Regions from separate parts of the Homo sapiens genome. Here all the other regions are linked to region 3. A link is a loop called in an ENCODE intact Hi-C map of the cell type or tissue named here. Cell type or tissue: gastrocnemius medialis. All regions are shown on one strand.

Region 1 (8,000 bases), 120 kb after region 3:
CTGTTTTCCATCCTTAAAACGAGCTGTTGGAGTCATGCCAGCTGAAGGCCCAGACATCACAGAGTAGAAATGTGTGGTCAGATTGCAGATTCTCTGGAAATACATGACAATTGTCATTTTAAGCCACTAAATTGGGGAGTGGAGGAGGTTGTTACGTATTAATAACTAAGAACAATTGTTATGAAATTGATGATGATTCTAATGGGTTACAATACAACAGTCAAGTAAGAGGTGGCTGAAGAGGAACCGTTTTGAGCAGTTACTGTGTACCAGGCACTTTACATACATCAGGATCCAAGTCTTGCCAGGCCCTTTGAAATTTGTATTGTGAGGGCTCAGTACGTTGCCCGGGGCTGCCAGGCTAGTAAGACTCTGAGCTGGAATTTGAACCTTCTCTATCTCAGGAGACTAGTCTTTCTTTTGACATTCCCAAGGGGAAATTTGATTCCCCAGCTATACTAAAGAGATGTTATTCTGTTTGTACTTATGTGCAGGCACCTGCACACATCTGCGTCTGACTGAAACTCCTACAAATACCTGAGGTTTTGTACAAAGTTATTAGAGTTGAGGTGCAAACAGAAATTCAAGTTAAATGGTTTGTAGCCTTGGAAGGACATTATTAATACAATTTCCCCAAGCAGAGAACTGATATATATGAGCACTCCAAGAGCTTCAGGAAAAGTTTCCTTGTAGGCCTGGGAGTAATGTGATCCTGACCCTGAGTGGAAGATCTGTCTTGCCCAATGCTGGAGGAACTCAGATTTGAAGAGTGTTCTTTCTTTCCTATTGAGATCTTCATTGAGTTGTATAAAAATACCACTTTCAATCTCAAATCCCCACTGGCATTTTTATATAAGCACCGAAAATGCTACTGGGCTTTGGAGATTTCACTTAATGAAGGAAAAGTATTTCTATTAAAGAGTGTAATTTTTTTCTCTCTCTCAACATGACATCTTCAGAGGAGCCAGAGAAGCTGAATTGTTCTGGGCTGAGAAAACAAACCAATTGTTCTGGGCTGAGAAAACAAACCAACCCATGCCTTGCCCACGAGTTTGTTAAACAGACTATGGAATGGCGACAGCCAAGGAAGGCAAGGAAGGGTCAGTCATGAGGGAGAAATAAGAGTAATGATTCTGAACCAACTCCCATATGCCCAGGACTATACAGTTTATGAAGCATTCAGGTACTCAACAGGGAGATTACTTCTGTTGCCACTGCCCAAGCTCAACACCGCCCCCATTGCATGTTGTCTGAACAACCACAGAAGCCTCCTGCTGCTTCCTTCCTCCCCTGTAGCCCATTTTCTGGCGGATGGATCTCACTCCCGTACTCCCAGTCCTGCAGCGGCTTCCCCATACACTCGAAGTTAACCCAGGCGGTACTCCCTAGCCCGCTTGTCCCCTGCCCACCTCCCACGCTCGCCTCTTACTGTTGTTTCACCTACTCATCACACCTCCTCACACCTTTCTAGTTTCCTCACACCTCTGTCCAGAGGACGCTCCTGGGTCCTCGGAGCTGGCTCCTTGGGGGCATTAGCTCCATGGCAAAGGGAACTTTGTCTTGTTAATGGCTGTGAATCCCTGCCATACATTCACGCTGGCCGCATATCTACCATGTCAATAAAATACAGCTATCGGTTATTGAGTGATGTCTGCTGGGGAGAATGAGGACCAGAGGAATAAGACTCAAGAGGTGGCTGGGATCAGCAAATTGTCCAAGGTCATATAGCTGGCAAGTGATGAGAGCAGAGTAGACCCAGGTCTGGTTAACGTTAAAGCTGGTGTTCCTTCTCCCTCACCCCAAGCCGTCGTTCACTCACAGAGAGGCCACAGAATGCTGTAGGTGGGCTGGGGGTGTTGGGCGCGTTGGGGCGGGGAGGGGGGGGATGGGTGGGTGAGCATGACCTTAGGTATGGCTGTGCCTGATTTAGAATTCTAGCTCTGCGACTTACTAGCTGTGTTGTCTTGGGAAAGTCACTCAACCTGTGAGTGTCTCAGTCTCCTCATCTGTAAAATGGGAATAATAATATTCATCTTATTGGGTGGCTGTGAGGACTAGATGAATTAAAATAAAGTACTAATAACGGTGCTTGTCACATGGTAAGTCCTCAATTAACTGTGGCTATTATTAGTCATTCTACATGTGTTTCTTGAGCTCCCAGTCACTCCCTCCCCCAGGAAGCCTGCTTCACCCCCAGGCAGTGAGTCACTCTCTGCTCTGTTCCCTCCCAGCCCCTTCTGCTATTATAGCAATTGCCCAGCAGTATAATAGTAATTTGCTTCTCTTTCTGTCCCGCTTTTCCCCTCTGGTGACTCTGAGCTTTTTGGGGGCAGAAGCCCTGTCTTATTCATATCTTCCTGGCACTCATTTTCTTTGTCTCAGACAGAGAAGGGCATTTTGACATGGTTGTTTTGATGTAACGGTTTTGAAATGGCTGCATCTAAATGTAAAATTGGTTTGGAAAATTACTAGGTACTGTGTGAAACAGACCCCCCCGCCACACCCATCGCATGTTGGATCTTCAGTGTCCTTCACTCCCACCAATTCCTTACTGTTCCTGCCATCCTCATCCCCAGCCTTGACCCAGAGCCCACCCTGAGCCCAATCTCTTCCCTCTCTCCCCTCCCTAGACCCCCTTGACAGAAGCGGAGCTCAAGGATGGGGGAAATTCTGGGATGAGAAGAACTAGCCTGAAATGTCTCCATGCCACATTATTTGCTAATGTTTTTTTAAGAAGTTGAAGGTGTGATGGTTTATTTTCTCAGCTGTGTCAAAATGTCCGCATATCAAAATAGGTGAGTCAGAGCAGCCTCATCAACGTGGCTGAAACAAAAGGACAATGTCAAAAAGATATGAAATCTGCATGGGAAGCCACCTGGCATGCAATAGTCCTCAATAATGGATTTTAAAACATCCATCATTGTAAGTGGATTAACAAGCAATCAGCTACACTTAACACCAACTCTCCTGTAGCAATTACTTTTTGTTCCAGTGAGGAGGATTCTACCACCATAAAAATCAGAGGAGTTAAGGATGCTGTCTGATATCACACAGCAGTCACAGAACAGTGACCATTAGAGCTGAGTATGGTCTAATTAATGTCACCATTTACAACCAAGACTCTAAGACAAAAAGTGATTTGACCAAGGTCTCACAGTGAACTGGATTTTTACATGTTAGATCAGAAACATTTGAGCAGTTCTTATATAACTTCTCCACCCTGTGCCCTAAATTCTAGGCCATGCCATCACCAGCGAATGGAATCTTTCTTGAATAAAATAAATTATAAAAATTTAATTCACAGGATATGTTTCCAGAGGGTGTTTTTATAGAATGCCATTATGTGCTCCTCGAAAAAACTCCTAGGATAAACCTGGATTCTTTCTACAAATTCTACCTCAGGTTATACCTGGGGTACATGGAAGTAGAGCTGGACAGACCTGGGTTTGAAGCTGTATGGCCTAGGTAAGTGGCTCCGCCATGGTTTCATCAGAAACTAGGTAAGGAGAGATGTATAAATCACAGTGCTCCACAAAGGTAGCTTTCAGTATTACTGATTTCAGAAACCTTCAGTCCTACCTTCCACCTTCTGGCAGAGCCATTCATTTAGAAAGGCTTGAGTGGGGGGTCTGAAGGTCTGAAGGTGCTGGCAGGTGCTGCAAGTGTGACCTGAGAACCCAGAGGTGAATGAGCATAATGGTAACAAACAGGGACTCAGGCACAAGCGCAGTGACTGCGCTGCTCTCTGAGTGTGTGAGCCCAGGCAAGTTACTTCACTTCTCTGTGCTTCACTCTTCTTGTCCATAGAATGTGGATCATAGCAGACTGTCTCACAGGAACGCCCTCAGGAGGAAATGAGGTTGTATTTGTAAAGCACGTAGAATAGTGCCTGCCACATAGGAAATCTGATATAAATGTTTACTGACTAATAGAAATACCTGATTAAGAACACCCAGTCAGGTGCTCTGCGTCTGCAGAGGGGAATGCTCATCTTGGGCCCTCCCTGGTGAACCATCCTGCAGAAACAGGCTCCTGTGGACAGTTCCTTCACGCTTTCCCCTAGGTATGTGAGGCTAATACACTGGCAAGAAACACGGTTTATTTTCTGTTTCTTAACCCTGGCTGCTTATTAGAACCATGCAGCAGCTTTGTAAAAATACTGATGCCCAGAACACCCCACTGACTGCCCCCACCAAGATTCTAGTTCAGTGTTCTGGGGAAGAACTCCAGCAAACTGTTCTTCTAATTTGCATTGTGGCTGCAAATTGTGCAGCCACAAGGAGAAGAGGACCAGTGGTCTAGTGTGAGCTTGGCCCAGGCTCTCTGCTCCCTGGGTCTCGGTTTCACCATCTGTCATAAGAAGGGGCGGAGCTAGGTGGTCTCTCAGTCCCCTCCAGTTCTAAAACACTTAAGCTCAAGAGGATCAGAAGCCCCAGTAAGTGGCTGGGGCTGGCTCTGATAACACCACTTTGGTCAGAACAACAGGCAAGGGTGTGGGGTGAGTAGACAAGAGAACATGCCTACATCAAGCAAATAATTTTTCTCAGACACAGTCTTTTCCTTGGAACAGGACAAGAAGTACCAATATAATAGACGTGCAGTGTCTCAGGGAACTCACAAAGCTTCCTGCAAGTAGATTGGATTTGTAAGAAAACGTAAGCTGCATGCATGAGGAGAAGGAGAAAGACATTTTTCAAAGGATGAAGGAAGAGGATTAACATATTCGCCACCACAGCAAAGAAGGGGTCCAAATACATGCATGTCAGGGTACAGATCCAGGCTCCTAGGAGGGTAGGAGAAGGGAAAGGAAGGGAAATCTCGGTGGTTGAGCACCTGCTCTGTGCCAGGCGCCAGGGGGCGCATTACTTATATAAGCTCATTGGATCCTGCCAGCCTTGCAGAACGGCTGGCACTCTGATCTCTGTCCTGCAGGCAGGTTAAAGAGCTGTGCCACTGGCCCCAGTCCACATGATGAGCAGCTGCGACGTCAGTCTAACTCCAAAACCCTGCGCTCTTCCCTGACAGCTTGATGCCTCACTTATCCAGAGCTTCCTGTCCTTGTAACGTCACACACCCAGATCACAGCAAAGAGCCAGAAGGAAGCAGAAAAGCCCCTAGAACAGTGCAAGCCAGACACACAGGGACCACAGTCAGGGTCCTGTCAAGCCTCAGGAGAGGCCTCCCAACTTTTTGGGGACACTAGGGTGATGGGGAGATACCTCCGGATTTCTGGAAAGAAGGGGCAAAGCTCATTGTTAGAGAGCTGGTCCACAAACACAGAGGGATGCAGAATGGGAACTGGTAGGCTACTAGGAGACGGGGGCCCTCCCAGGACACAGTTTCTGACTGCCTGACACTACGAACACGTCATCGAAAGGAAGCAGGTGTCAGTTGGCTGTGCTGCCGAAGTACCTCGGGAGCTCTGATGGGGCAGTGACAAGCCCAGCCTGTCTGTCAGGGACAGGGCAGCCTGACAGCGCTAGGATGGTCAGGCCTTCTCAGCACAGCCAGCACCACGGTGGGGTAACTGCACAGCTGCTGGCCACAGCCAGGGGACCTGCCCTCACCCATCCCGCCGCCCCCGCCCTTCTGCCCCACCTTTGCTCTCTCCAGTTGCCTTGTGGATGTCACTCAGCTTCCCCTCAGCTCTTGATTTGAGAGAAGGGCCAGGGATCATGCTTAGGACCAAACTGGCTCCACAGCACCCCTCTCTTTACTTAAGGGACTGAGGGGGAGAACAACACCTGTCAGAAAAATCCCAGTCCCTTCCACTCACACACATCTTGAGAATTTCCCCGGAACCCATGCCCTCTCTTTGCTCAAGGTCAGAGCCCTGACCACAGCCCACAGTGGACTGAGCTGACCCGGGCCAGATTGGGATCTTAGCTGTCTCCCTCCACACATGCCCTCTTTTGGCACATAGTAGGTACCCCATATGTGAATGTTGAAGTGGATGGAGAAGCCCAGCCTGCTCACTTTAAAGCCATGCCTTCAAATAGCACCCAGTGACTAGCTCTTGCGTTTTAATGGTGCAAATGTGGCAATAACAAAGGTGGTAAATGTCTATTTGTCTTCCCATCTTCTAGCAAGGCCATTCTCCAGTTCCTGAGTTCCCCATGGTGTCCTTTCAAAGCCCTTCTCTTTAATGCCAAGTGGAGGAGTTCCAGACAGCAATTTGCATTTTCAATTCTAGAAATCATTAATATTTTAAAGCTGCCAGCACCATGGTTTATTAACACACATTTCCTACCTGCTACTGTTAAAGGGAAACTTTCTGTTTGAGAAAATTTGAACATGGGGTGATTTCCCAACTTTGGTTCAAACTCTGCTCTCAACCCCTGCTCTTAGGACCACATGGTCTAGTGTGGGAGATGGATATGCAAGTTGACAGTGGAATTCTGAGTGCTCACTGAGTTGATTGAGGGAAGCACGGGGTACTGGGGAGCCCAGAGGGAACCCCCTGGCTCAGCCTGAAGGGTGGGCACAGGGTTCTTAGAGGAGGGCTTCTGATTTTAGGGTAACATTTGTACAGATTGTGGAAAGAATGTAAGAGAATCAGAAGGCCTGTGCATAGACACTGGCTTTTGCAACTACTTTGAGTTGTCTTGGCAATAGATTGAGGTTAAGATCAAGGGTCTCTGAGTCAGACAGGCCTGGGTTCAAATTCCAGCTCTGACACCACTGGCTGTGCAGCAATAATCATGGCTAATATTATTTGAGCTGTTACTGGGGTGTCAGAGAGAAGGCTGCCTGACAGGCCTAGGACGATGAAGCCTGCTCAGTACAACCAGGGCCACAGTGGGGGTGATCTCAATGGGTGACCACAGCCGTGGGAACCTGCCTTATCTATCCTCTCCACCTCTCCCTCCCAGCCCACCTCTGCACTCATCAGTGTGGGTGATTTCTTTTAATTCTCACAACCACCCTGTGGGGTCATTCTTGTCACCCTCATTTCACAGAGCAAGAGACTGATAATCAGACTCACTTGCTCCAGGTCACATGGCTAGCCAGTGGATAAGCCAGGATTTGATCTCCAAGCACTGAGTTCTTCTGCTCCTTATTCCAGAGGTGGTTGTGACATTAAGTGGCACATCTACATTAGCACGGCACTGGCACAGGTCATGCAGTCAGCAATGGTAGCTACTATGTTGCTTTTATCACCTTCTAAAGCCCAATTTGTTAGTCGCTTTTCCAATAAGCCCACCCTGATCTCTGCGGCCAGAGGCCGCCGTGTGTCCCAGCTCACGGTGCTTAGTAACTGCTGTCCTCTGTGTGCTATACCTCTCCTGTGCCATGGCCACCTCCCCTGGGGAGAGACTGCATCCTCTCCCTTTATGTTCACTCCTGGCAACCACCACACTTCTTGGCACATTGTAAGGCTGCAGTCAGTGTTTGCTAAATGGAATTGAGAGAAAACACTGTCAGCCAGATCAATTCCCAGAAGAAATGTTTTCCAAAGGTCTTTAGTCTGGGCACATCAATATAAAAATGACGCAGCTATAATTTGCTTTCAGATTCAGACTGGGAAGATGAACTTTAACCCTGTCAAAAAATGAGAACAAATTAAATTGAAGCACAAAGTCGTTTCCCTTGTTCCAGGGCTCTGGATTTCTAATTAATGTGCAGCACAATTCTGAAGGCTGCAAGGGGATCAGTAAGATCGTGTCCGTTACCTTGCAAACTGAGTAGAGCTCAAGATAGAGCTTTTTGTTTGCTTATTTGTTTTCCTTTCCTGGGATGTATTGTGCTTCTTGTGGTACAGGTTCATAGATGAGAGCAATCCCAGGCGATCAGAAAAAAAATGATTGCTAGAAGCTGACCTTGTACAAAAGAACACACAACAAAACAGCTCTCAACACAATCACTCCCCGACCCTGTCCCAGAGGATAGCAGCTTAGCCCCAGGAAGTTAGAAAAACCACAACGAATTTCAGTGGCACATGCTGAAAAGGTGACGGCCACCTTGTGGCAAGGCCGAAGAAGAATTCCCTCCGTGACTAA
Region 2 (8,000 bases), 260 kb after region 3:
CAAAAAAACTTCAGTTCATGAGTGGAAATAAGCAATGGGAAAATCAAGTAGGTTGTTCTTAGATGTCCAGATTTGTAAGCACATGGCATTAGGGAGGTCTGGACTCTTGGTTGAGGTTCAAGAGAAGAGAGAAGTGATTCCAGGCTCCCAGGAGGAGGCTGACCTCATCTAAAGGGAGCCTAGGCTTGATGATGGAAGCCTCACGTATTATCTCATTTATTGTTTACTATATCTACAACCTGGCCACCAGGGCTCTCTGCACTAGGGTTTGAGCTCAAATTTCCAGCTAAGAGTAAGGTGTTGCTTTGCTTCTCATGGGTCAGACTTTGTGTATTTCCCTTCCTTGAAGCCTTGGTGGAAAGTAATAACTGGTGATGGAGCAGAATTGGGTAAGGTGGATCCTAGTACTAGACTTACTATTCTTCCTGTGTAGACTTCTTTGCTCCTTCTCTTCTGGCTCTGATGGAGACATTTTGGGTAGCTTTTTTTTTTTTTCAAATCAAGGCTCAGGAGAGGGCTCTGGGAGAAAAGGACCTTCATTTTAGTTCAGCTCAGCTCAGTCATGTTATGCACTGGGATTTGGAGCCAAAATCCTAGGTAATAATAATAATAACTAACTTCTCCTCTCTTGTGAATATATTTGCCTCAAGGAGTTGCCAGGGAGAATTGGCTGAGATGAGGTTAGATTTGGGTATTTTTGAATCCCCTGGCAAAATCCTGTCATGATGTTATTTCAGCAACACCTTCAGCAATATTGCTGTCAAGTAGTTTTAGCCAGAGACTGATTGTCCCCCAGTTCCCTGTCAACCTCCTCCTTGGGACCTTGAATCTCTTTGCTCTTCTCTTGATCTTCAGCCAAGAGTTTAAACCTCACTGGTGTAATTTACTTGCTAACATTAACATTTAAGGACTTCCTGCTTATTTTCCCATCACTGAATTCTGCTCATTTGCTACTTTTTAAAAATATTTTTTAATTGACATATAATAATTGTACATATTCATGGGAAACATAGTGATATTTTGATATATATAATATATAGTGATCAGATCAAGGTAATTAGCATATCCATCATCTCACACTTATTTCTTTGTGCTGGAAACATTCAATATCATTGTTCTAGCTGAAATTATATAACTATTATTGTTAACTATAGTCATCCTACAGTGGCATAGAGCCCTAGAACTTATTCCTCCTATCTACCTGTAATCTTGTATCCTGTAGCAAATCTCTCCCTATGTATGAGATCAACTTTTTTTTTTTTTTTTTTTAGCATCCACATATGAGTGAGAACATGCGGTATTTAACTTTCTGTTCCCGGCTTATTTCACTTTACAGAATGTCCTCCAGCTTCTTCCATGTTGCCATAAATGACAGGATGTCAGTCTTTTTGATGATTGACTAGTATTCCATTGTGTATATACACCACATTTTCTTTATCCATTCATCTGTTGTTGGACACCTAGATCTACATCTTGGCTGTTAACAGTTCTGCAATAAACATGGTGGTGCAGATGTCTTTTTGATATACTGATTTCCTTTCCTTTGGATAAATGCCCAGTAGTGGGATTGCTGGATCATGTAGTAGCTCTATTTGTACTTTTTTGAGGAAACTCCATACTGTTCTCCACAGTGGCTGTACTAGTTTACATTCCCATCAACGGTGTATAAGAGTTCCCTTTTCTCCACATCCTTTCCAGCATTTATTATTTTTGTCTTCTCAATAATAGCCACCCTCATGGGTGAGATGATACCTCATTGTGGTTTTCATTGGAATTTCCTTAATGATTAATGACATTCAGCATTTTCCATATATTTTTTGGTCATTTGTATGTCTTTTGAGAAATGTCTGTTCAGATCATTTGCTCATCTTTTGTTGGGACTCCAGGGACTGATTATTCCAACAATAATGGTGAATTTTTCAAACAAACAGGTAGGGTACTTGACCTCATGCTTAGTTACATTTTCCCTTTCATGTTTTCCTTCACTGTTAAACAGAACAGTGAGTTGAATACCAGAAATTCAACCAGGGTGAGTAAATTACCAAGGTAATAGCAATAATGGCCATTTGTAGAACAGTGTGGTATGATGGAAAGAACAGGAGTCAGTAGGAACTAATTTTGAATCTGTGCTTAGTTAACCAGCTCGGTAGCTTTCAACAAGTGACTTCACTCAGTTTCCTTATCTAAAAAAAAATAGGTGTCATAATTCCTACCAGATAAGTTTTTTGAGAGAAGTAAACTATATTTAATTCCTCAAGGGTTGAGTGCATAATATATTCTTCATATACTCAGTATCTATAGAGCACCTGGCACACAGTAGGTAGAAAGTGAAAGATAGCAGTTAGTAATATTTATTTGGGAGAGAATATATTATAAACATCCAGGCAAATCAAGAAAGAGAACGATCATCTTGTTCTTCACTGTATGGATCTCAAAATCAGAAAGGCAGATGGGTTAAGAGTTCAAGGCAGTTCTAATTACAACGCTAATGTTATTAGCTGTTAATTATCTGCATGTTGCTATCAACTTAGCTCAGTCAGATGTGGTCTCTCTTTCTGAAAGCAAATCTTGGTTCTCTAAAATATCTCTAATGTAATTAATATATTTCATTACCTTTGTTCTGGCATTAGCTGCTCAAACTAAACAAAACATGGGCAGATTTTGGCCACTTATTGAGGAACTGTTTTGTGTGTGTGTGTGTGTGTGTGTGTGTGTGTGTGTGTGTGTGTGTGTAGAGAGAAAGAGAGAGAGACAGACAGACACAGACAGACAGAGACAGAGAGCTAGACAGAGATGTCGCCAGCTCTGTTGATTATGGATTTTGCTATATAGAATTACAGTTAAATGCTTATGTCAGATTAGCAGTGGTTAGCTGGGGAGAAGGTTGTATACAAGTTGAGGACTAAAGGTAACCTTTGAAATAGTTGCACTGTTGCTTTTTGGATGGGCAGATACGATTTGAAGTCCCTTGATCATATCTGAGATCATCCTTTTATGGCAGAACAGCCAGATTTTGCTTTGCCAAGTCAATCTAAAAAGTAACTCAAACAGAACTGTGGTGGGGCCTGGCCTCTACATTCAGGTACTTGTAGGAATAAGATAAGGAATAGGTATATGTTGAATGAGGTATAATAAGAATTTGAAATACCTTTTAACCAGATAACTACAAAGGCAAGAAACTTATCATGTTTCTAAAGAGAGCAAGGAAATGCCAGCCTGTAACCCTCAGGTTTAAGGGTCAACTCTCATTTCCCTCAAGGATTATGGTAACTAGTCCCTATAATCAATAAGAAACCTCTGGTACCCTCTGAACTTTTGTAAGAATCTTGAAAGATGCTTCTTCATGTGTACATACAGTAATTCAACAAATGTTTGAACACCAACTATGTGCCCAGCAGAGAGATGAATAAGATATGGTTCTGTCTGTAAAGCGTCCACAATCTAATGAAGGAAAAAGATATCATAGTATGCAGTAGTATGATACATGCTACGATAGAGGTTTGTGCAAACCACTGTGAAAGCACAGAAGATATACCTACATCTGTCTAGGCAAGGAGGGGCTTAGAGAATGCCCTCGAAGGTGGTCACGATGAATAGGAATTAACTAGATCAACAAGTGTGAAGGAAGTCATTTGAGGCTGAGGGACCAACATGTGCAAAAGCCTGGAAATGAAATAGAAGTTAGTCCATTCTAGGAACTGTAAATACTTGAGAATAGTTTGAGCACAAAGAAGAAAAACTGGGAAAAAAAATGAGGAGGGGTGTTTGCCCAAGTGCTTTATGAAAGCCAGAGATGAGCGCCCACCCCTCTCCCAACGTATGACATTTTGAATGTTGCTATTTCCTGCCCCTAAAGATCCTTTATCACTGGAATAGTGGTATTCTGTTAAGTTTAGGCCTCAGCCTATCCACTTAAAAAGGTACCTGGTTGACTAGCCTCCAGAATCAAATGAGATAGTGGATACAAAGAACGTAACATAATCCTGTCACTCCATGGAGTCAGAAGACCTGTTTAATCACTAGCTTTGACATTTAGGGCCCAAGTGTGAACTTGGGAAAAAGCTATTTAACTAGCCTGAACTTCAGTTTCTTTATTTATCAAATGGGTGTGCTTATGGAGAGGATTCAATAAAATAATTTTCTATCATTCAATATATAAACCGAGTTTTGCTGCTTAAGCAAAATGGTTTATTAGTATTAATCCTGTGGGTATCTGGACCCCTGTTCCATTTATGCATGTGTCCAGATCAAGTTGTCTAACTTGCCACACTGATGAGCTTGAGTTCTCCCAACAGCTTTGGTCAACTAGAATCCCAGCTGACCATACAGGCTGGCTCTTTGCTGCCCCCACCTGTCTGGAGCCAGCTTCCACAGTAGCAACAGGACTGGAAGCCCAGCCTGGTGCTGCAGCTTTGGCCTCCCTCCCACACATCCTGATATGTCAGGAATAGAAAGTGCAGCACCTAGGACTAACCTCAGCTCATACCCCTTCCCAGTGTGTGTTTTTGTGTGCTTGCAGATGCACCTGGGAGATGCAGATCCATTTTGGGTGAATGGTGGAGGCTGTGTAGTCAGTAGGCAAAAAGCTAATACGTTCCTGTTTGTCCAGAGCCTCAGTGACTTCTTAAGCACCTGAGAGTCTGCAGTCTTACCGGAAACATTCCCGAGATTAGGTCAAATTCATATCTGATAGTCAAATTTGGAAAGGCCACCATTCTCCTTCAGAAGCAAATGATTTCACCAGCTCCATCTTCCAGCCGGAAACATTCCCGAGATTAGGTCAAATTCATATCTGATAGTCAAATTTGGAAAGGCCACCATTCTCCTTCAGAAGCAAATGATTTCACCAGCTCCATCTTCCAGCTGCGTAAATTAGTTAATTACAAAGGCTGTAATTTGCAATCAATATTATCTCCGTGGCATCTACTTCACCGAAGGAAAATATTTATGGCCATATTTGAAAAGGGGCATATTGCCTTAATTGGGAGCCATACATGAAACATTGCACTAAGTGACTCTTAGGGCACTGATGTCAGTTTTTGCTTTTTTGGTCTGGGAGGTTTGGGGGAGAAAACACAGGCAGATTCTAGATAAAGGCCCTGATTTTCACAAGATAAAAACAGCCACAGACACTGATCCTCAGACACAAATCCTAAACACAGAGAAATGCTTTATGCACAAAGATGCCTGTGATTGAATTTTTTATAATGGTGAAAAAATATGCACTTAAACGTTCAACCAAACAGTTATTTACTTACTTATTTACTTGATGGAATATTATCTAGTCTTAAAAACAATGGTTATGAACAACTATATATTAACATGGAAAATTCTAATACTGTAATATTAAGAGAAAAAAGAGTAAGAAAAATACTAGATATTTGACATCTTCTTTATAATATGCATGCAAAAAACAGCCTGGAAAGAAATACATCAATATAGCAACGGTGATAGTTTTTGAGCATTTTAAGTTTATTTTTTCATGTGTTTTTCTTGAATAGACATATATTGATTGGCAAGCAGAGGAAATGATTTGTCATAATGGCAACCCCACAAAGTCACTATATTCCACATCCTGGAGTGAGGAAGCTAGCCTGCATCATGGAAATATATTTTCCTTCAATTAGGAAGCAAGTATTAAAAATATATACAATGGACTGGATGCTTGTCTTTGCCCTCAAAGCTTCATGAAATATTGAAGAAGGACAACTCTGCTGCTGTGTGAAAGAGGCTCGTACAGACAGTTTTCTCCTAAATCAGCCTGGGTGGTCAGTGAAGGCTTCCTAGAGATGACGATATTGAAAATAGATTTTGAAGGATAAGGAGGCAGATAAGGAGATAAAGCATTCTGGAAAAATAAAACAGGACAAAAAGGTATGGAAGTGTGAAAGAATCTGTTATGTTTTGGGGAATAACCAGTGCTTAGTTGTGGCTAAAATGCTGGGTGCATGAAAAGGAGTGATAAAAGGGGTCATTAGGCCAGATTCTGAAGAGCCTTGAATGCCAGTGTAAAGCAGCCCTTCTCTGAGAAAGGCTAGAGAGGTTGGCATTTATCCTGAGGGCAATAAGGAAGCATCAAAAGTGTTAAGCAGGGTCAGGAAGTGGCCAGAGTCATATGCCAAGAAGGTCTCTCCGGCTGCAGCATGGACTTGGGAATGGATTTAAGGGGTGGATTTGTGGGGGATACAGATACAGGTTGAAGGTAGAGAGGCCAATTTGGGGACTACAGCAGTAGTTCTGGTGAAAGTTGCAAAGTGTGAACCAAGGAATGCTAGACTTACAAGAGCCCCTGGAAATCTTCTAGTCCAGTGTTTGCATTTGACATTGGAGGAAAAACAAGCTCCAGAAGGGGAAGAACTTTTATTTGTAAGGAGTTCTTTGCAAGACTCTTAATAGGCTTTAGCCCATCCACCAATGTATGGTGTTTCTGTTCTCTTTAAAGTGTTCTTGCCAATAGGTGGTCCAGCTTTTGCTCACACACATCCAGTGATGGGGATCTTGCCACCTAAGAAAGCTGATAGTAACCCCACTCTTGATTCAAATGGTTCTTCTATTGAGCCTAAAATGGGCTCTCTTAAGCTCTGCTCTCCAATCATAGTATTCCCTCATGTAGCCACACAAAGCCATTCTGCTGCCTTCTGCATTGTGCTGTGTGTTTTCATGCTGATTGTCTAATTCAACCTTCCTAACTTCCATTCTAAGTAAGCACAATTATTATTTCTACTTTACAGGTGGAAAAATTGAAACAAGAAATTACATGGAACAAGGATAAGGTCTTTTCTCTGGGTTTTCTATTTGTTATCCTCAGGTTATTTTGACTCCAGTGCTATAGTTCTGAGTACTGTCTGGGCCCTGGGACTTCCTTAGAAAACACTCTCATTTAAGGTTTGAAGATCTGAACTGAATATCGGGTTCCCCAGAGACCTATAACTGGTACAGAATATAGAGGCATCATCACTCCTTGTGATGGTTAATTTTATGTGTCACCTTGACTGGCTATGAGGAGGTACACAAATATTGGATCAAACATTATTTTGGGTGTTTCTGGGAGGGCATTTTTGGATGAGTTTAACACTTAAATTGATAAATGTTAAACTATGCTTTATTGTTGAGTAAAGCAGATTGCCCTCCGTAATGTGGGTGGGCTTCATCCAATCAGTTGAAAGTCTGAATACAACAAAAGGCTAAATAAGAGAATATTATTCCCTGAATAAGAGGCAACTCCTCTTACCTCCCTGATTTTGAACTGGGAAACCAGCTTTTTCCCTGCCTTCAAACTCCAACCGAAATATCAGCTGTTCCTAGGTCTTGAGCCTGTCAACCTTTGGACTGGAACTATAGTTGGCTCTACCTAGTTCTCAGGCCTTTGAACTCAGATTAGAGCTATACCATTAGGGGACTTAATAAATGATAAAGTTTCTGCACAGCTAAAGAAATAACAGGGTAAACGGACAAGCTACAGAATGGGAGAAAATATTTGCGAAATATGTGTCTGACAAAGGACTAATATCCAGAATCTACAATAAACTCAAACAATTCAACAAGAAAAAAAACCAAACAATCCCATTAAAAAGTGGACAAAGGATGTGAACAGATATTTCTCAAAAGAAGACATACAAGTGGCCAATAAACATATGAAAAAATGCTCAACATCACTAATCATCAGAGAAATGCAAATTAAAACCACATTGAGATATCATCTTACACCAGTAAGAATGGCTATCATTAAAAAGCAAAACAACAACAGATATTAGTGTGGATGTGGAGAAAAGGGATATGTTGATGGAAATGTAAATTAGTATAACATCTATGAAAAACAGTATGGGGATTTCTCAAAGAACTAAAAATAGAACTACCATTTGACCTAGCAATGTCACTACTGGGCATCTACCCAAAAGAAAATAAATCATTGTTTCAAAAAGACACATGCACTTATATTTTTATCACAGCACAATTCACAATTGCAAAGTCATGGAATCAGTCTAAGTGTCCATCAGTGG
Region 3 (8,000 bases):
CTCCCTGCAGCTCTTCTAGAACCCTCAGCAAGCTCAGCTGGCCTGACTGCATTGAAGGGTGCTGAGCTCTGCCCCACTTCTCAGACACAATAACCCACTTCTCCTTTCCCCCTAGTTGTGGGCCATGGCAGCTCTGATTACCATCTCCATTTTGCAGATGAAAAATCAGAAGTCACTTGTCTGATGAGTCACATCAAGTATTGGCGCAAGGAGGATTGAAACCCATTGATTTATTCTCTCATTTGTTCATTTATATATTCATATTAAGTGGCTTCTATGTGCCAGACACTGTTCTAGGAGCTAGGATACAACAAAGAGAAAACAGACACATCCCTGTCCTCATAAAGGTCTTTTCTTGCCATTATCCTGCTTCCAAATAAGAAAATTGAATTCCTACCTGCTCCCTGTTTGGAAACTCCCACCTAGAATTCATTTTCTGCTCATACTCCTGCCCCTCCCAGCAACAGATGATCACCATTAAAGGGGGAAGATTAATTGTGCAGAGGGATAGGCCAAGGAAAAGTGATTTCTCTTTGGTAAGGCTGACAGCACTGCTAGAATATTAAGAGGCACCTGCCTAGGAGCCTCTAGGTAAAGCTAGAAGAAAAATGTGACAATGAAATATCTTTTGTCTCTGCCTGCCTCACCAATCCTCCCACAGTGTCAGACAAGTGCATGACTAAACAGGTGAATCCTTCTCTGAAGTGCAGTGTGGAGGCTGCAGATGCAATTGCAGAGTCCTTTCCCATTGCAGGCAAGTCCAGAGGCACCCCCTAGGTAAGAAGACCTGTGAAAGAGAGGAGAGGGAGAAGGAGAGGGAGAGGGAGAGGGAGAAAGAGAGAAAGAGATAGAGAGAGATGGATTAGAGGGTCAGGGAGAGACAGCAGGAGAGAGGAAGAGACAAAGAGGCCGCAGAGGCAGAGACCAAAAGCGAAAGAGATGCAAATGGACAGGAAAATACAGAGAAACTGGTCAGGATGAGGCAAGAAGATAAGGAGAGAAGGATAATCAGAGAGGCTGAGAGAGACTCAGGCTTGAAAACTGAGGAGAAATGGGGTGAGGAGCAGAGAGAGAAAAACAGGGAGCAAATGACAGAAAAGGAAAGAATCAAACTGAAAGAGGTGTGAGAGAGATATAAATGTAGGCAACAGGAGAAGGGAGGGAGAGAGGGGAGAAAGGCAAAAGATAAGACAGAAAGAGACAAAAGAAAAAAATGCAGAGAAGCACAGCCGCAGAGGACAGACTGTAAATGAGATGCATAAGACTGAAATAGAGACAGGAACAGTGAGAGAGACTGAGAAGGACTGAGAGAAGAAGGTGGAGAGACACAGATAGGGACGGGAAGGGAGGCCTCTTTTTTGATGGGTGAAATGCAATTCCACAGAGTAGGTATTTCCTGAAAGGCTCACTTCACGGAGGATGCTGGAGATGAATGCTTATACGGAAATTGTGAGAAGAGTGTCCAATCCATCACAGAATGAATTAAAGTTTGGGGTAACTATAAGGCTCGAAATTAGTTTTCCATTGCCACTGTAACAAATCACCACACACTTAGTGGCTTAAAACAACAGAAATGTATTCTCTCAGTTCTGGAGGCCAGAAGTCAGAAATCAGTTTCACTGGGGCCAAAATCTAGGTGTCACAGGCCTGCATTCCCTCCACAGGCCCCGGGGAGAAAACAGAGAAATAGTTGGTTTCTGGTGGCTGTTGGCATTCCTTGCTTTGTGATCATATCATTCCCATCTCTGCCCCCATGGTCACATTGCCTCCTCCCTCTTCAGTGTATGTCAGATCTCTCTCTGCCTGTCTCTTCTAGGGATACATGTGATTGTATTTAGGACCTATCCAGATAATCCAGGATAGTCTCAACCTCCCATCTGAAGAGCCTTAACCATAACATTTACAAAGACCTTGTTTCCATATAAGGTATTATTGATAGGTTCTAGGGATCAGGAACCGAATGTCTTTGGGGGTCATTATTCAGCCTATTCCACACTGCCTGAGATTTCATCTGCTTAGCTAAGAGCTGGCAGATGAAACATCCTGGCATACCCAGGATGAAGGTGCTGGGTATCAGGGGTGGAGTTCTGGCTCTGTGTAAGACACCTTGCTGGGTGCTCCACCAACTCCACCCCACCTGACCTACACATGCAGCAAGTGGATTTACCAGGATTCAGACCCAGATATGTCTAATTTCAGAGTGCTTTTTGCTGGCATTATTTGCTGCCTCTCAAGGGCAATGTTGCCTACCGTACTTCTTAAACATAGTAAACCTGCTCCTCCTCTTCCTCCACTGCTATTGCATTGTTCAGATCCTTGTCTCTTATCTGAACTATTGCTTCAGCATCCTAATTGGTCTTCTGGCTTCCAGTTTCTCCCCATTATTGCTGAGAATGATGTTCTCACAATTGCTGACCTTGTCACTTCCTGACCTACAACCCTACACTGATTCACTGTCACCTCCAAGGTAAGACCTAAATTCTCAGATCTGGCTTTCATGGCCTTCCATAAGCTAGTATAAGCCTTATCTCCTGACACTGTATTCCGTTGTGCATGTATTTAGAAGGCCAGGTTTAAAGTCCAAAAAGCATGGGTTTTAATCCTGGCTCCTACATGTTTAGCTGTGTGAACCTGGGCAGGCTATTTACTGTCTCTGAGCCTTAGTGTCCTCATCTCTAAAATACATAATGCTTCCTACCTCAGGATTATTGCATTGATTAGAAATTATATATCCAAGATACCCAGTACAATGCTGGTATGCAGTAGCTTTTTTATTATCATTACTACATATGAAACTGTCATCTCCAACAAAGTATGAGCTCTTCAAGGACAAGAGTGTGTCACATTCACATTTGTTTCCAGAGTTATTTAGCATGTTAGGCCTATGAACAAAGGTAGGGAGAAAAAGCAAGACAAAAACAAATCAAGATGAGAGAGAGAGAAAGAAAAGAACAGAGAGACAGAGACGGGGAGAGATGAAGAAACTATTTGTAAAATTCTGTGTTTTCTGGACGTTTGGTATAACATCTTGTAGGTTTCTTCCATGCTGTGTGCCTTGGTTTCCTCTCCTGTAAAATTGGCGGGCAGTTGAACTAGATGATCTCTAGTTCTAATTCTCACTCTCCGCTCTACCCTGGGAAAAACGTTTCCCTGGAGCAGGGGATATCCTTTCTGACCAAGCAGATGTGCAGCAGCTTTATCAGGTGTGACAGTGCTGCCCATCACCCTAATGGGGTCTTTTGAAGAGAAGCCAAGTTAGAGGCTGGTGGGCTAGATCAGATGGAGATCTGACCTCATTTTTAATGTGCCTGATTCTGGATGAGATAACCTTGGTGGGTATTTGGACTTCAGACCACATTAGGCAGGTTGCTGTTATTCATTCACTTGTTCATTCATTATTTATTTTTCATTCATTCATTTATTTTTGAGATGGAGTCTTGCTCTGTCGCTCAGGCTGGAGTGGAGTGGTGCGATCTCAGCTCACTGCAACCTCCGCCTCCTGGGTTCAAGTGATTCTCCTGCCTCAGCCTCCCAAGTAGCTGGGACTACAGGTGTGTGCCACCATGCCCGGCTAATTTTTGTGTTTTTAACAGAGACGAGGTTTCACCATGCTGATCAGGCTTGTCTCGAACTCCTGACCTTATGATCCGCCTGCCTCAGCTTCCCAAAGTGCTAGGATTACAGGCATGAGCCACTGCACCCAGCCTCATTCATTATTTATTACTCATTGATTCATTCAACAGATAAGTTATCAATCACCTCCTCTGTGCTGGGCCATGTAATAGGTATACAGAACATTCACACTGGCTATGTAGAGTAAACAAAACAGGAATGGCTGTGCTCTCAATCTGTTTATAGTCCAGGTACTATTGACATGTTTGGCTAAATGATTCTGTGTTGTGGGGGCAGCCCTGTGCATTGTAGGGTGTTTAGCAGCATCCGTGGTTTCTCCCACTAGATGTCAGCAGCACCCACCTCATTGTGACAACCAAGTGTGTCTTCAAACATTGCCAAACACTCCCTGGGGCAAACACACCTGGGGGTGAGAACCACTGGTCTAGTGGTTGTACAGTATCTGGTGGAGATACAGCAAGTGACATGAGAGAGGTGGGCAGGATCTTGACTGGGAAGGGTCTTGGCTTCCCTACTTAGAAAAAAGTAATCCCTGAATGGATCCTTGGAGACAGGGAAGGGGAGAGGGATACCACTCACAGGCTGCATTAATCTAGTAAGACGGTTATCTAATCACCCTCCTCATTACTTTGGCAGGGAAGAGTGTCCTCCCTCCATTTCTAGCACACCTCAATACCCGAGATGCCTCTCCCTTCTCTACTTGCCCAAGACTGCTGGTATTTATAGCTTGTCTGTCTAACTCAGACCCACTTCTCACTCAAGAGGGAAATTAATCTCTCTCTCCAAATCCCACACTATCACTTGCCTCATGGCTTCCTCATTCCCCTGCTCCTCCAATCCAGGCACCAGCAATTTCCCAGCAGTGCCTCCCTTTCCCCACTGACAGTTGACCGTGGCTCTGAAAATTGGCTCTTGGAATCAGCTGTGCCTGCCCAGCTGGGCCCCAGCTCAGCAGTGCCTGGGACTTTGATGCAGTTCAACCTGAGAGGGGGCTCTGCTTTTCTGAGAGATATTCAGCTCCTGCTTGTCTCACATATATTTTTAGAAGCTTCAACTGGATGCACAGTTAAAAATGAGACTGAAGACCAAAGTAAATATTTGCATAGCAGGATCTTGGAGTGGCGGAGAAGAGAGAAGGAAGAGAGGAGTTCTGATGGGCCTGGCTTCAGGCCTCAGCTCTGCTTCTGAGTGGCTGCACTTGCTTGGAGCAAGTCTCCTTTAGGTATCAGTTTTCCAATCTGTAAATTTGGAGGAGGGACTGGCTTGCCGATGTTTTGAAACATTTCAGCTCCGATGTTCTGTGAGCCTCTATATCAGAAGGGCCATTAAGGGGTTCCTGAACCCTCTGATACTACTGACAAACTGTGTAAATTTTCTGGGAAGAGTATTCATAATTTTCTACAATTTTCAAAAAAAAAATCAGCATCTTCTAAAATGTTAAGAATCTCTGCTCTAGGTCTGTGGATAGAGATAATTGAGTTTATCACCAACTTCCTGGTAATGTTCCTTCTTCTCATTTTCTAACCTGTTCCCTTGTTATAGTCTGACTCTTCTGCGATTAGTGAGAATCTGGCAGAGTGCAGGGGAGTAAAACCAAGCTAGACTTGAAATGGAATGAACAATATGAAGAATCTATCCTGAGTGCATCTGCATTAACTTAACTAGAAAACCTCAAAGAGTCCTGTGGCCCAAGTCTGCTGCAGCGGTCAAAGAACAGTGCAGCAAAGAAGATCCCTAGGAGGTAACTGCAAAACTCAGCTGAAGTCTGGGCCATTCTGTGGGTGAGAATTGGGGTTCGGTCTTTTCCTGGGAAGCATCAAATCCTGGGCTCAGAACTTAAAAGGTCCACTAAAGGGTTTGCTGGAGGGACAGGACATGGGGTCCTCTACCTTTAAAAGAAGCCCACTCCCCTGCTCTTGTGTCTTCACCCCTGATTAGGCCTGAATCTGAAGCACTTACATGGATTAATGGAATGAGCAATGTCCTGTGAATCAAGAGACCTATATTTGAGCAACAGCTTTCACCAAATGCTGTATGCCTTGGGCAGGTCACTGACCCACTCCTGGGCTTCAGTTTCTCCATTTAGACAATAAAGAGGAATTGGCTTGCTTCACAGTTTCACCAAAGAATGACTATTATTATAGTGAAACTCCATTATAATATCTCATTATTGGTCATTTCCTTGCATTTATTCCTCATTTTGAGACATCCTTGTTATATTTCAAGCAAAACAGCAATGAATCCCATGCCTAGGAAGTGTGTGATTATAAACTTAAATCCCAATCTTTAGGACCCTCATGGTTCTAACATTTTATGATTTTTTTTTTCTGCTGTGATGTTACTTTCTTTTTAACTGTTGTTTTGAACTTAAAACTTAGGGAATGAAATTAATGTTGATGACCACGGACTATTTTCCAGGTACTGTGCTAGTTTCATTTATTACAAGCAAGGTAGATTTTGGTATCCTTGTGTTATAGGTTAGAAAACTGAGGTTCAGAGATGTCACCTTTCTAATACCACTCAGTTAGCAAGCGGACGGTTAGGACTTAAACTCGGGTCTGTCCTACTACAAGGCCTGTGGCTTGAAAAATTATTTTTATGCTATAATTCTTTATTATTTTAACTTTCTTAAAATTAATTCATTTATTCAATATTTATTGAGTATCTGCTGTGTAAGGTACTGTGCCAGACGCTATGGGTTTGGAGATGAGAAATCAGTCCCTGTTCTTGAGCAGCCTTTAGAGAAGACATGTAAATAAAAGTTGCAAGTTAGGGCAATGACACTATGGCAGGGGAAATAAGGGAAGTCAGGGTGCAAAAAGTGGGATTTAATATTGGAGACACCCTGGAAGCTTCTCAGAATAGGAAACACCTGAGCTGAATTGAGGGGGTAAGATTGTCTTTTTTTTTTTTCCTGAGATAACTCTTTATTAAACAAGTTAGTCAACAATTAATTGAGAATCTATGATGTACCAGATACTTTTCTAGTTTCAGGAATACAATTGCATACAACGACAAACTCTTATAGAGCTCACAAGGGAAGAAAGGCAGTAAACCAACCAACAAATACAGTATAAGATTGAAATCCAGGTGACTGGAAAAGTAAGACTTGGCCAGGTAAAGAGAGTTGAATGGCATGAAACAGCATCCTGAATAAAGGCAGAGGCATGTGCAAGCATGCTGAGGCATGATGATCCCTTTGAAGATGTTTGTCACGGCTGGAATATCTTCTAAAAGATAAAGAAGGAAGCAAGAGAAAAATGCAAGCACAGATCATGAGTGCCTTGTGTGATGTTATGAGTATGAACTTTCTCCTGCAGATAATGGGAAGCCAGGGGAGGGTTTTAAGAGACAGAGGCACAATGCTCAAATTTGGTTCCAGGGTGATTTCTCCTGTGGCCCTGGTGAAGTGGGATTTGAAGGGGACCCAGACTGCAGACAGGAAGAATGGTCCTGGTCCAGGGAGAATGGTGAGTTAGGGCCTGAGCTCAGGCACTCTCAGGGGAGTTGTGAGGAGGACAAAGAATTAGAAATATTTGTCTAGTAAGAAAGATGATACTTGGGTGCTGGCAGAGGTGACTGGACTAGGAAAAGCATCAAGAATAGCACACCAGGTTCCTGCCTTGGAGAACTGCATGGTGGTGTTCCCATCAACCTTGGGAAGGAAGTCTAAAGGTGGCTCCTAGAAGGCAGGGAGCTCTGTGCTCCCTAGAGTACTTTCCATCCTGCCCTTCTTAGTAGTAATGTTGCCTAATTTTATTTTGCTATACCGATGTGCCAAGTAGCTATTATGATTCCTATAGTGAATCTCCATTAAAAGGACCAGTTAGTGGAATTTTCTTGTATCTAATGCTCTTCTTTGGACATATCAAGCAAAGCTGACAATGATCCCACTGACAGGATGGGTATGAGGCTGGCCTTAAACTCCCCATGAGGCCAACATATTTATCCAATCTTTAGGACAGAATATGTTTTCTCTGGAACTTTTCCTTTCTCTTCCATTCTCACTCCCCCACACCTCTGACGGGCCAGCTGGCCTGTCTGTCTGACTGACTGCCTCCCTCTCTTTAATATATGCTAATCAGGATCCACTCACTGTCAGGATATAAAACATGCCTGTTCCATGTCTCACTCCATCCTGCTCCATTTTAGTAACTATAAGAACAAGCATATTATATCCCACGCGTTCATTCACCCCATGGGCAACAGGATTTCTTAAACCAGTTCTATGCCACTTGTCATCTTCCCTCTGTGGCAGGGCCTCTGCCCAAAAGGCTGTTCCAAACCCCCTGCCTCGTTGCCTCTAAATAACTCCTACTAATTCTTCAGACGTCAGCTCCACTGCCACTTTGGCAAGACAGCCATCC

The links. Hi-C counts contacts between places; a loop is a spot of excess contacts. Peaks named below come from ENCODE experiments on the same cell type or tissue, not always from the same donor. Only the 100,000 strongest peaks of a DNase experiment are listed, where the experiment ranks them.
Region 1: it touches region 3 in a loop (2.7-fold over the local background); 2 of 110 quality-filtered maps call a loop at or near these places.
Region 2: a loop joins it to region 3, with 24 times the contacts of the local background. A loop is called at or near these places in 11 of 110 quality-filtered maps.

Annotation. Positions count from the first base shown.
Region 1 is chr1:48,672,657-48,680,656 of GRCh38, forward strand. All of the region lies in intron 6 of AGBL4 (AGBL carboxypeptidase 4), which reads right to left. Among named protein-coding and RNA genes, the nearest start is that of BEND5, 100 kb to the right of the region's middle. In gastrocnemius medialis, a CTCF peak has its summit at 4,835 (motif pointing right); DNase peaks (open chromatin) are centred at 4,935 and 5,437.
Region 2 is chr1:48,813,360-48,821,359 of GRCh38, forward strand. All of the region lies in intron 6 of AGBL4 (AGBL carboxypeptidase 4), which reads right to left. Among named protein-coding and RNA genes, the nearest start is that of BEND5, 40 kb to the left of the region's middle. In gastrocnemius medialis, a CTCF peak has its summit at 4,349; no DNase peak of the experiment used is centred here.
Region 3 is chr1:48,548,656-48,556,655 of GRCh38, forward strand. The region is part of intron 11 of AGBL4 (AGBL carboxypeptidase 4); the gene reads right to left. Among named protein-coding and RNA genes, the nearest start is that of SPATA6, 80 kb to the left of the region's middle. In gastrocnemius medialis, a CTCF peak has its summit at 3,971 (motif pointing right); a DNase peak (open chromatin) is centred at 3,996; H3K27ac peaks cover 609 bases.